3 separate regions of the Homo sapiens genome follow, and regions 2 and 3 are each linked to region 1. A link is a contact called in ENCODE Hi-C or POLR2A ChIA-PET data. All regions are on one chromosome and are shown on one strand. Each heading gives the region's core, a stretch centred on a gene start or an enhancer-like site at or near the end of the contact. The rest is flanking DNA. Distances are from core to core; before and after follow the strand shown. Region 1 overlaps C2orf42 (chromosome 2 open reading frame 42). Region 2 overlaps PCBP1-AS1 (PCBP1 antisense RNA 1). Region 3 holds the start of TIA1 (TIA1 cytotoxic granule associated RNA binding protein).

Evidence for each region. A loop is a pair of places that touch in the nucleus more often than their neighbours do. ChIA-PET counts read pairs that join two places held with the same protein, here RNA polymerase II (POLR2A). Pooled maps may share reads with other maps.
Region 2: a loop to region 1 is called in a pooled map, with 3 times the contacts of the local background. The contact joins two enhancer-like sites. A Hi-C loop is called at or near these places in 1 of 37 single-sample maps with no recorded cell type and 2 of 50 pooled maps. POLR2A ChIA-PET finds 5 or more read pairs at or near these places in 8 of 52 experiments (B cell, OCI-LY7, WTC11 and 5 more).
Region 3: a pooled map shows a loop between it and region 1 (4-fold over the local background). The contact joins the promoter of TIA1 here to the enhancer-like site in region 1. A Hi-C loop is called at or near these places in 1 of 168 maps with a recorded cell type or tissue (endothelial cell of hepatic sinusoid), 4 of 37 single-sample maps with no recorded cell type and 3 of 50 pooled maps. POLR2A ChIA-PET finds 5 or more read pairs at or near these places in 12 of 52 experiments (A549, A673, B cell and 9 more).

Annotation. Positions count from the first base shown.
Region 1 is chr2:70,160,547-70,163,267 of GRCh38, reverse strand. It overlaps C2orf42 (chromosome 2 open reading frame 42), which reads left to right. Exons shown (of 10, transcript NM_017880.3): 9 at 2,481-2,643. Among named protein-coding and RNA genes, the nearest start is that of C2orf42, 29 kb to the left of the region's middle. RefSeq lists an enhancer at 2,179-2,228. Within about 2 kb of position 1,312, at least 2 of the 41 ENCODE cell types and tissues checked have a DNase peak (open chromatin) inside an H3K27ac peak, as active enhancers do; they include GM12878 and OCI-LY7, where a contact is called at or near this core.
Region 2 is chr2:70,069,582-70,072,302 of GRCh38, reverse strand. All of the region lies in intron 4 of PCBP1-AS1 (PCBP1 antisense RNA 1), which reads left to right. It also overlaps a transcript of ASPRV1 not described here. Among named protein-coding and RNA genes, the nearest start is that of PCBP1-AS1, 16 kb to the left of the region's middle. RefSeq lists enhancers at 1,145-1,214, 1,152-1,446. Within about 2 kb of position 1,307, at least 33 of the 41 ENCODE cell types and tissues checked have a DNase peak (open chromatin) inside an H3K27ac peak, as active enhancers do; they include OCI-LY7, where a contact is called at or near this core.
Region 3 is chr2:70,247,295-70,250,015 of GRCh38, reverse strand. It overlaps TIA1 (TIA1 cytotoxic granule associated RNA binding protein), which reads left to right and starts at 1,388. Exons shown (of 13, transcript NM_022173.4): 1 at 1,388-1,611. The coding sequence starts at 1,586. TRG-CCC2-1 (tRNA-Gly (anticodon CCC) 2-1) reads left to right here and starts at 955; the gene lies at 955-1,025. RefSeq lists enhancers at 992-1,806, 1,807-2,622.

The DNA of each region.
Region 1 (2,721 bases), core at 63-2,562:
GTCTCAAAAAATATATATGTATGTATGTTTTTCAAGTAGATCCTGAAAATCTGAGATGGAGTTTTTTTTCCTACAGTAATAGAATTATGTAGAAAATTCAGGCCGCGCACGGTGGCTCACACCTGTAATCTCAGCACTTTGGGAGGCTAAGGCAGGTGGATCACCTGAGGTCAGGAGTTTGAGACCAGCCTGGCCAACATGGTGAAACCCCGTCACAACTAAAAATACAAAAATTATCCAGGCATGGTGGCAGGCACCTGTAATCCCAGCTACTTGGGAGGCTGAGGCAGGAGAATCGCTTGAACCCGGGAGGCGGAGGTTGCAGTGAGCTGAGGTTGCGCCATTGCACTCCAGCCTGGGGGACAAGATCGAGACTTCGTCTCCAAAAAAGTAGAAAATTCAGCATAATGTGATTTGATACATTAAGAGTAGCTTAATTGCAAGGCATTCTTCTGTTCAGGAAAAAAAAATAAGTTGTTTGATAGCTACAGAATTTACATGTGAGCCAGGCATGGTGGCTATAATACCAGCGATTTAGGAGGCTGAGATGAAGGATTGCTTGAGGCCAGGAGTTCAAGACCAGCCTAGGCAACACAGCGAGGCCCCTACTATTTTTTTTTTGTTTGAGACAGAGTCTCACTCTGTTGTCTAGGCTGGAATGCAGGGCACAATCTTGGCTCACTGCAGCCTCTGCCTCCCAGGTTCAAGCAATTCTCCCACCTCAGCCTCCCGAGTAGCTGGGATTACAAGCGCACCATCCTGCCCAGCTAATTTGTATTTTTAGTAGAGACAGGCTTTCACCATGTTGACCAGGCTGGTCCCAAGCTCCTGACCTCAGGTGATCCACCCTCCTTGGCTTCCCAAAGTGCTGGGATTACAGGCGTGAGCCAGTGCGCCAGGCCAGCAAAGGCCCCTACTCTTAAAAAAATAAAAAGAAAGAAAGAAAGAAAGCAAAAGAGGCTGGCGAGGTGGCTCATGCCTGTAATCCCAGCACTTTGGGAGGCCAAGGTGGGCAGATCACCTGAGGTCAGGGGTTTGAGACCAGCTTCGCCAACATGGTGAAAACCCGTCTCTACTAGAATACAAAAATTAGCCGGGCGTGGTGGCTTGCTCCTGTAATCCCAGCTACTCGGGAGGCTGAGGCAGGAGAATCACTTGAACCTGGGAGGCGGAGGTTGCAGTGAACTGAGATCGTGCCACTGCATTCTAGCCTGGGTGACAGAGCTAGACTCCATCTCCAAAAAAAAAGAAAAAAAGAAAAAGTGAGGCCTGGTGGTGTGTGCCTATAGTCCCAACCACTAAGAAAGCTGAAGCAAGAGGATCACTTGAGCCTGGGAGTTGGAGGCTACAGTGAGCCATGATTGTGCCACTGTACTCCAGCAGGGGCAACCAAGTGAGACCTTGACTCTTTTTTTTTTTTTTTTTTTGACACGGACTTTCACTCTTGTGGCCCAGTCTGGAGTGCAATCATGTGATCTTGGCTCACCTCAACCTCCACCTCCCAGGTTCAAGCGATTCTCCTGCCTCAGCCTTCTGAGTAGCTGGGATTACAGGCGTCTGCCACCACGCCTGGCTAATTTTGTATTTTTAGTAGAGATGAGGTTTCTCCATGTTGGTCAGGCTGGTCTCAAACTCCCGACCTCAGGTGATCCGCCTACCTCAGCCTCCCAAAGTTCTGGGATTACAGGCGTGAGCCACCACTCCTAGCGACCTTGCCTCTTAAAAAAAGTAAATACATGTGAACCCTAGAAAAGGGCTGTGTTGGCATTAAAAACACTTGAGGAACTCCTTTAAATGCACATGGCACAGAGGCAGTTTTTAGCCTGGAATGGATGACATTTAGGGAGACACTGAAGCAACTCAGGGTGCAGGCATGTGGGAGAATAGAGCTAACCATCATGGAGCTTCTCACTGTCAGGCATTACTTACCTCCGTCACCTCATTTGACCTCCCAGCCATGCCCTGGCATTAACTGCATTTTGCCCGTGAGAAAACAGGCTCTGAGAAGTTTGTAATTTGCTCTGGGTCACCACAGCATCCAGTTCCAGTTCTGCTTGGCTCAGTCCCAAGGACAGTATGAAGCATACAGGATGTGAGGTGAGCTGCAGGTGCTATGAACAAAGGAATTTAAGAGAAGAATGCTGCTAGCAGAGCAGTAGGGGAAGGAATGAAACTGATTTTAGAGCAGGTCTGTGCCAGCAGCAGTCATGTACCCATGAAGATGTTAGAGGCTCAATTGGTATATAGTTTGGCTGGGGTGGAAATTTAAGATTTTAGAGAAAAAAGGAAAGCCATGAATGATGTAAGGGAGAAAAGGCAGATTTGTTGACAGGATTTTCTTGAAAAACAGGGAAGTTGTAATTCATTTGAATATACTTAACAAGAAAGAAGGAATAATAAAAGATTTGTCGTCATCCAGGTATTGGTCTGTTTTGAAAGTTTTCTCTCTCACCTTTTTTTGGTATTGTCTTGGTGTCCAGATGCCCTTGGAAATCACCCGTAGCTTTATCCAGAACCGAGATGGGACTTATGAGCTATTTAAATGCCCTAAAGTGGAAGTAGAAAGCATAGCAGAAACCTACGGTCGTATAGAAAAACAACCAGTGCTGCGACCCTTGGAACTAAAAACTTTTCTCAAAGTTGGTAAGTGAACTTCAAAACTGCATCTTCCTTTGAGTGTCAGCTGGTGAACAGTACAGTACACTGTCCAAAGCTTTGGAT
Region 2 (2,721 bases), core at 58-2,557, 91 kb after region 1:
GGGACTACTGTGTGCCACCACACCAGGCTAATTCTAAAAATTTTCTGTAGAGGCTGGGTGCAGTGGCTCACACCTGTAATCCCAGCACTTTGGGAGGCCGAGGTGGGTGGATCACTTGAGGCCAGGAGTTTGAGACCAGACTGGCCAATGTGGCGAAACCCCATCTCTACTAAAAATACAAAAGTTAGCTGGGCATGGTGGTTCACATCTGTGATCCTACCTACTCGGGAGGCTGAGGCATGAGAATTGCTTGAACCCAGGAGGCAGAGGTAGCAGTGAGCTGAGATCGTGCCACTGCACTCCAGCCTGGGCAATAGAGCGAGACTCTTTCTCATAAAAAAAAAAAAGAAAGAAAAATTTTTGTAGAGACTGGGTCTCGCTATGTTGCCTGGGTTGGTCTTGGACTCCTGACCTCAATCAGTCCTCCCGCCTTGGCCTCCCAAAGTGCTGGGATTACAGGCATGAGCCACTGTGCCCTGCTGAAAATTATTTCTTGTTTTGAATTGAAATCTAATTGAGACTTCTCATTAATTTAATTTTTGTTTTTATTTATTTATATTTGAGACGGAGTCCCACTCTGTCACCCAGGCTGGAGTGCAGTGGCACGATATCGGCTCACTGCAACCTCCACCTCCTGGGTTCAAGTGATTCTTCTGCCTTGGCCTCCTGAGTAGCTGGGATTACAGGTGTGTGCCACTACGCCTGGCTAATTTTTATATTTTTAGTAGAGATGGGGTTTCACCATGTTGGCCAAGCTGGTCTGGAACTCCTGACCTCAGGTGATCCTCCCACCTCAGCCTCCCAAAGTGCTGGGATTACAGGCGTGAGGCACTGTGCCCGGCCTAATTTTAGACCAGTACCCCGGAACTATACAGAATAAATGTAATACATCTTCCACATGCAAACTCATGAACCTTTGAAGACAGTCTTCCTATGTGTAAGACATATTTGCAGTTTATCCTAATACCTAAACTTGCTTTCAGTTCAGATCATTCTGCACAGAAACAATTTCTACTTCTCCCTACTTTGTAAATGCAGTCTGACAAATCTGTGCTTCACTTAGGATTATTTAGTTACAAGGTGAGTATGCTTTCCTTTCCTCCTTGAAGAATGAATTGATGGTGAGCTAAGTCTTTACAATTGTCTGTGAGTTTGGAGGGTTTGCAGTCTCCTACTCTTGTAATCATTAGGAGGTCAGGCTGCTGCCCTGCTGCATACGCCATCAGAGCTCACAAAATGGCTGGAAGTTTATCCGGGCACTTGACAAACTGCATTTACTTCATCAGGCCACTAGGTGATGAACAACTCACAAACCCAGACTGCCAGGGACTGTGGTGTACAGGGCAGTTTCTGTTTATACTTGGAAAGGCCATTCGAAGTCATCTGGTCCAAACTCATTAAAAGGTTTTTGTTGGGGAGGGGAAACATGTTTTTTATATAGTTTGTCTTTCCTGGCTTTGTTACAGTTAAATGTTAATTGCCTGGGACATTTCCTTTTTTTTTTTTTTTTTTTTTTTTTGATACGGAGTCTCACTCTGTCACCCAGGCTGGAGTGCAATGGCACAATCTCGGCTCACTGCAGCCTCCGCCTCCCGGGTTCAAGCGATTCTCCTGCCTCAGCCTCCTACAGGCGTGCGCCACTGTGCCCAGCTAATTTTTGTATTTTATTTTTTTAGTAGAGACAGGATTTTGCACTGTTAGGCTGGTCTCGACCTACTGACCTCATGATCGCCCGCCTTGACCTCCCAAAGTGGTGGGATTACAGGCGTGAGCCACCACTTCCAGCCAAGTAGGACATTTCTTTGAGTGATTTTCTTAGAAGGGGGGCATGAGTGGTACTTTCAAAGTCTTTTTATGTCCAATTTCTTTTTAACCTTCGTGTATGAATGATATTGTGGTTAGGTTTAGAATTCTTGGAATACTAGTCCTAGTCTCGACAAAGTCTAAGTAGCTTTCCAGTGTTTTGAGTTTCTGGTGATACAGATGAGAAGTCCAATGGGATTTTTTTTCCTTGTAAGTAATAATCTGTTCTCTTGTTCTGGAAGTTTGTGAATTTTTATTTATGCTTAGAGTTTCCTGTGGTATGCTTCTGGTATGTCTTTTTTTTTTTTTTTTTTTTTTTTGAGATGGAGTCTTGCTCATGTTACCCAGTCTGGAGTGCAATGGCACGATCCCAGCTCACTGCAACTTCTGCCTCCTGGGTTCAAGCGATTCTTCTGCTTCAGCCTCCCGAGTAGCTGGGATTACAGATGCGTGCCACCACGCCTGGCTCATTTTTGTATTTTTAGTAGAGATGAGGTTTCGCCGTGTTGGCCAGGCTGAGGTGTATGCCTTTTAAAAATAACACTTGTTGGCACTTGATGAGCCTTTTAGACTTAAAAACTTAAAGTCTTTTTTCTGTTCAAGGTTGTTTTATTGCTTCCCTTTCTTTTTTTTTCCAACCTCCTTACTTTATAGAACTCAGAAAGGTGAAGTGACTTGTCCAAGCTCATATAGCTAGTTACAGATGAACCTCAAGCAAATAACCTGACTCCTTTGATGAACTAGACTTTTGTGTATTGAATATTGCTCCATTGAGAGGGCCATTATGAACAACTTAGAAACTTTTTAGTGAGACAGGAATTTTGCCAAGCCTTTGTGGGGAGATGAAGAAGGAAGAAGAGATAAAATTCATTATTTGTGGCCCATTTGAAGGGCTAAAGAATTCGCAAGTTCCCTGGT
Region 3 (2,721 bases), core at 139-2,638, 87 kb before region 1:
ATAAATTAATTGTTTTATTTCTGTAGGATAGATTCCTAGACATAGGATTACTTTAGTGACATATATATATAATAAGCAATGTGAAATGCATACAGAGTATACTGAATCACATTTCAGAGCTCTAATTTCTCTGCCTCCTAAAGTTGGACTGAAGTTTATGTATCTTTTGACTTGTTTACTTTTAAGATTCTTGTGACCAATTTGCATTAAATAGCTGGGGTTTTTTGTTTGTTTCTTTGTTTGTTTTTTGAGACGGATCCTCGTTCTGTTGCCCAGGCTGGAGTGCAATGGCAAGATCTCGGCTCACTGCAATCTCCACCTCCCAGATTCAAGGATTCTCCTGCCTCAGCCTCCTGAGTAGTTGGGATTACGGGCCCCCACCACCACATCCAGCTAATTTTTGTATTTTTAGTAGAGACAGGGTTTCGCCATGTTGGTCAGGCTGGTCTCGAACTCCTGATCTCAGGTGATCCGCCCGCCTCAGCCATCCAAAGTGCTGGAATAACAGGCGTGAGCCACTGCCCCCGGCCTAAACAGCTATTTCTTAAATGCTTTTCAATGTGCAATCAATACACGGAAGAAATGCAAATATAAATAAAAATCTGGCATCTGGAAATATCCTCCCCGCGCTGAAAAATCTGGCTAGCACCAACGACGCAAATTCTTAATAAAATCCTTACTTTTTTAAGTAAAACTTTTTTTCTTTTTTCTTATTTCTTAAGTAAACATTTTAAATTGAAATTTTTTTTCTGTACAGAGAAAGTTGAAACATCCATTCCTATGTTTGGGATGAGAAAAGATAAATTATTTATGTTATTGGAAAACAGAAGATTACAGACTGTCAATAAACTTTTACTTTTAAATGAATAAATAATACATGACAATTCTTTTCACATGAGAGAACGTCTGCTTCTATTTCCTCCTAAAATACTGTGGCGGCTGGGCATGTCAACAGCGCCGCTGGTGTAGTGGTATCATGCAAGATTCCCATTCTTGCGACCCGGGTTCGATTCCCGGGCGGCGCATAGGCGTTTTGCTTCTCGCTCGCTAAAAACCAGATAGCTTGAAGAGTCTTTATATATCTTTCCAAAAGAGGAAAGATTTAGGCTTTTTACTGTCCCTGAAGGTTTCCACTCCCTCATAATTCGCGGTCGAAACACTCGAATCCGCAGCCAGAAGACAAAAAAGTTCACGCAAATCGTGAAGTAGTTAATACTTGCGCCTGCGCAGTCTGAGGCGTCCCTCGCGTCGGGTGGAAGAGCGGCTGCGCAACAAGTGAACCTATGGATTAAGGTGTAGCCGGGCGGCCCGGAGGTTGAGAGTGCAAGATTATTCTGCGCCTGCGCGGCCCGGGTAACTTTGCTGGCTGCTCCTAGGCTCCCGGCTCGCCGCCATCTTGTATTGGGGTTTCATTGTTCCCGCTGGGCCGGGCGGTTTAGTGTAATTGCCGCCGGAGGAGGAGGCGGAGTAACCTCTGGTCAGCCGAGAAACCCCACTATCCTGTAGCCATAACCGCTTAAACGATTTGGGAGGTAGTGAAGGGCAGGGAGCTGGACCTGGAGGCGCCGCCGCGACAGCAGCAGCCATGGAGGACGAGATGCCCAAGACTCTGTGAGTCTGGGGCAGCGATGAGGGAGGCGGGATGGTGGTCGTCCCGGAGGGAAGGCCTCGGCCCTGCGCCGCTCCCAGCCTATTGTTCTCCGTGGACACCGCGATATCGTGGTTTTTGTTTCCTTAGCATGCACCTGGATGCTTACAACCAAGACCCAATCTGTGAGGACGAGGTGAAGGGAGACGGGGCTCAACCCTCTCAATTAATCCCTTCACTTTAGCAACACCATTGCATGACCTTTGCTCTCGCCACGGGCCCTCTGTGGTCTTAGACCTGGAGAAAAGACTTTAATTCAGACCTCTTTTTAGAACTCGTCGAACCTTCCTTTTGTCCTATGCTTTCTTTCCTTTTCCCGCTTCTCCCCCTTTTTGATTAACCTCTTCTTATCTTTACAGCCGTCTCCCTTTAATTTTACTTTTGATTTCCTACTGAAATTCTTCCTTTCATTTTCTTCTCGGTGATAAGATTTTTTTTCCTCCTCGAGGGTGCTTGTACTCATTTTCAGTGCAGTAAACTTTATTCTTGCAGTTGCCAATTGGAAAAAAGCCAAGCATTTTTCTTTAACCTCTGGCTTTCCTTCTGTAGCACCCACCGACCAAAAAGCCTAACCAGACACCCCAAGGATTTGGAAATCTCACCCAGAAGGAATATATCAATTGAGGGGAAATGGATTTAATATTATTTTTATAGTCGTTTACTACTGTTGTGATTGACATGGTGTTGAACGAGCGGGCTGTAAATGCCCTAACATATTTACAGAGAATTTTTAGAGATAGCGTTAAATTACCGGAGCGTGGATATTTTCTTTGTCGTGTGGCTTCCCCAACTGCGTTCTTTGTTTTTCGAGGTATTATCGGATGAGTTGATCCTGCCTTTGTTGGCATTTCTCGGAAGAAGAAAAGCTCAATGAGTTCTTGACATAGCTTTTTGTTTTTCTTGGATGACATAGCTTTTTGTTTATATTCTTGGAATACTGGCAGTTTGAGAGCTCCATGCATTAAAAATGCAATTTTAGGTTTCTCTTTGCAGCTCTCTAATAAAGTTGCTCTGAAGTACGATGTAATTGTTTTTTTACCTCCAAAATTTTTCCACTTTTAAGTTGCTATTTC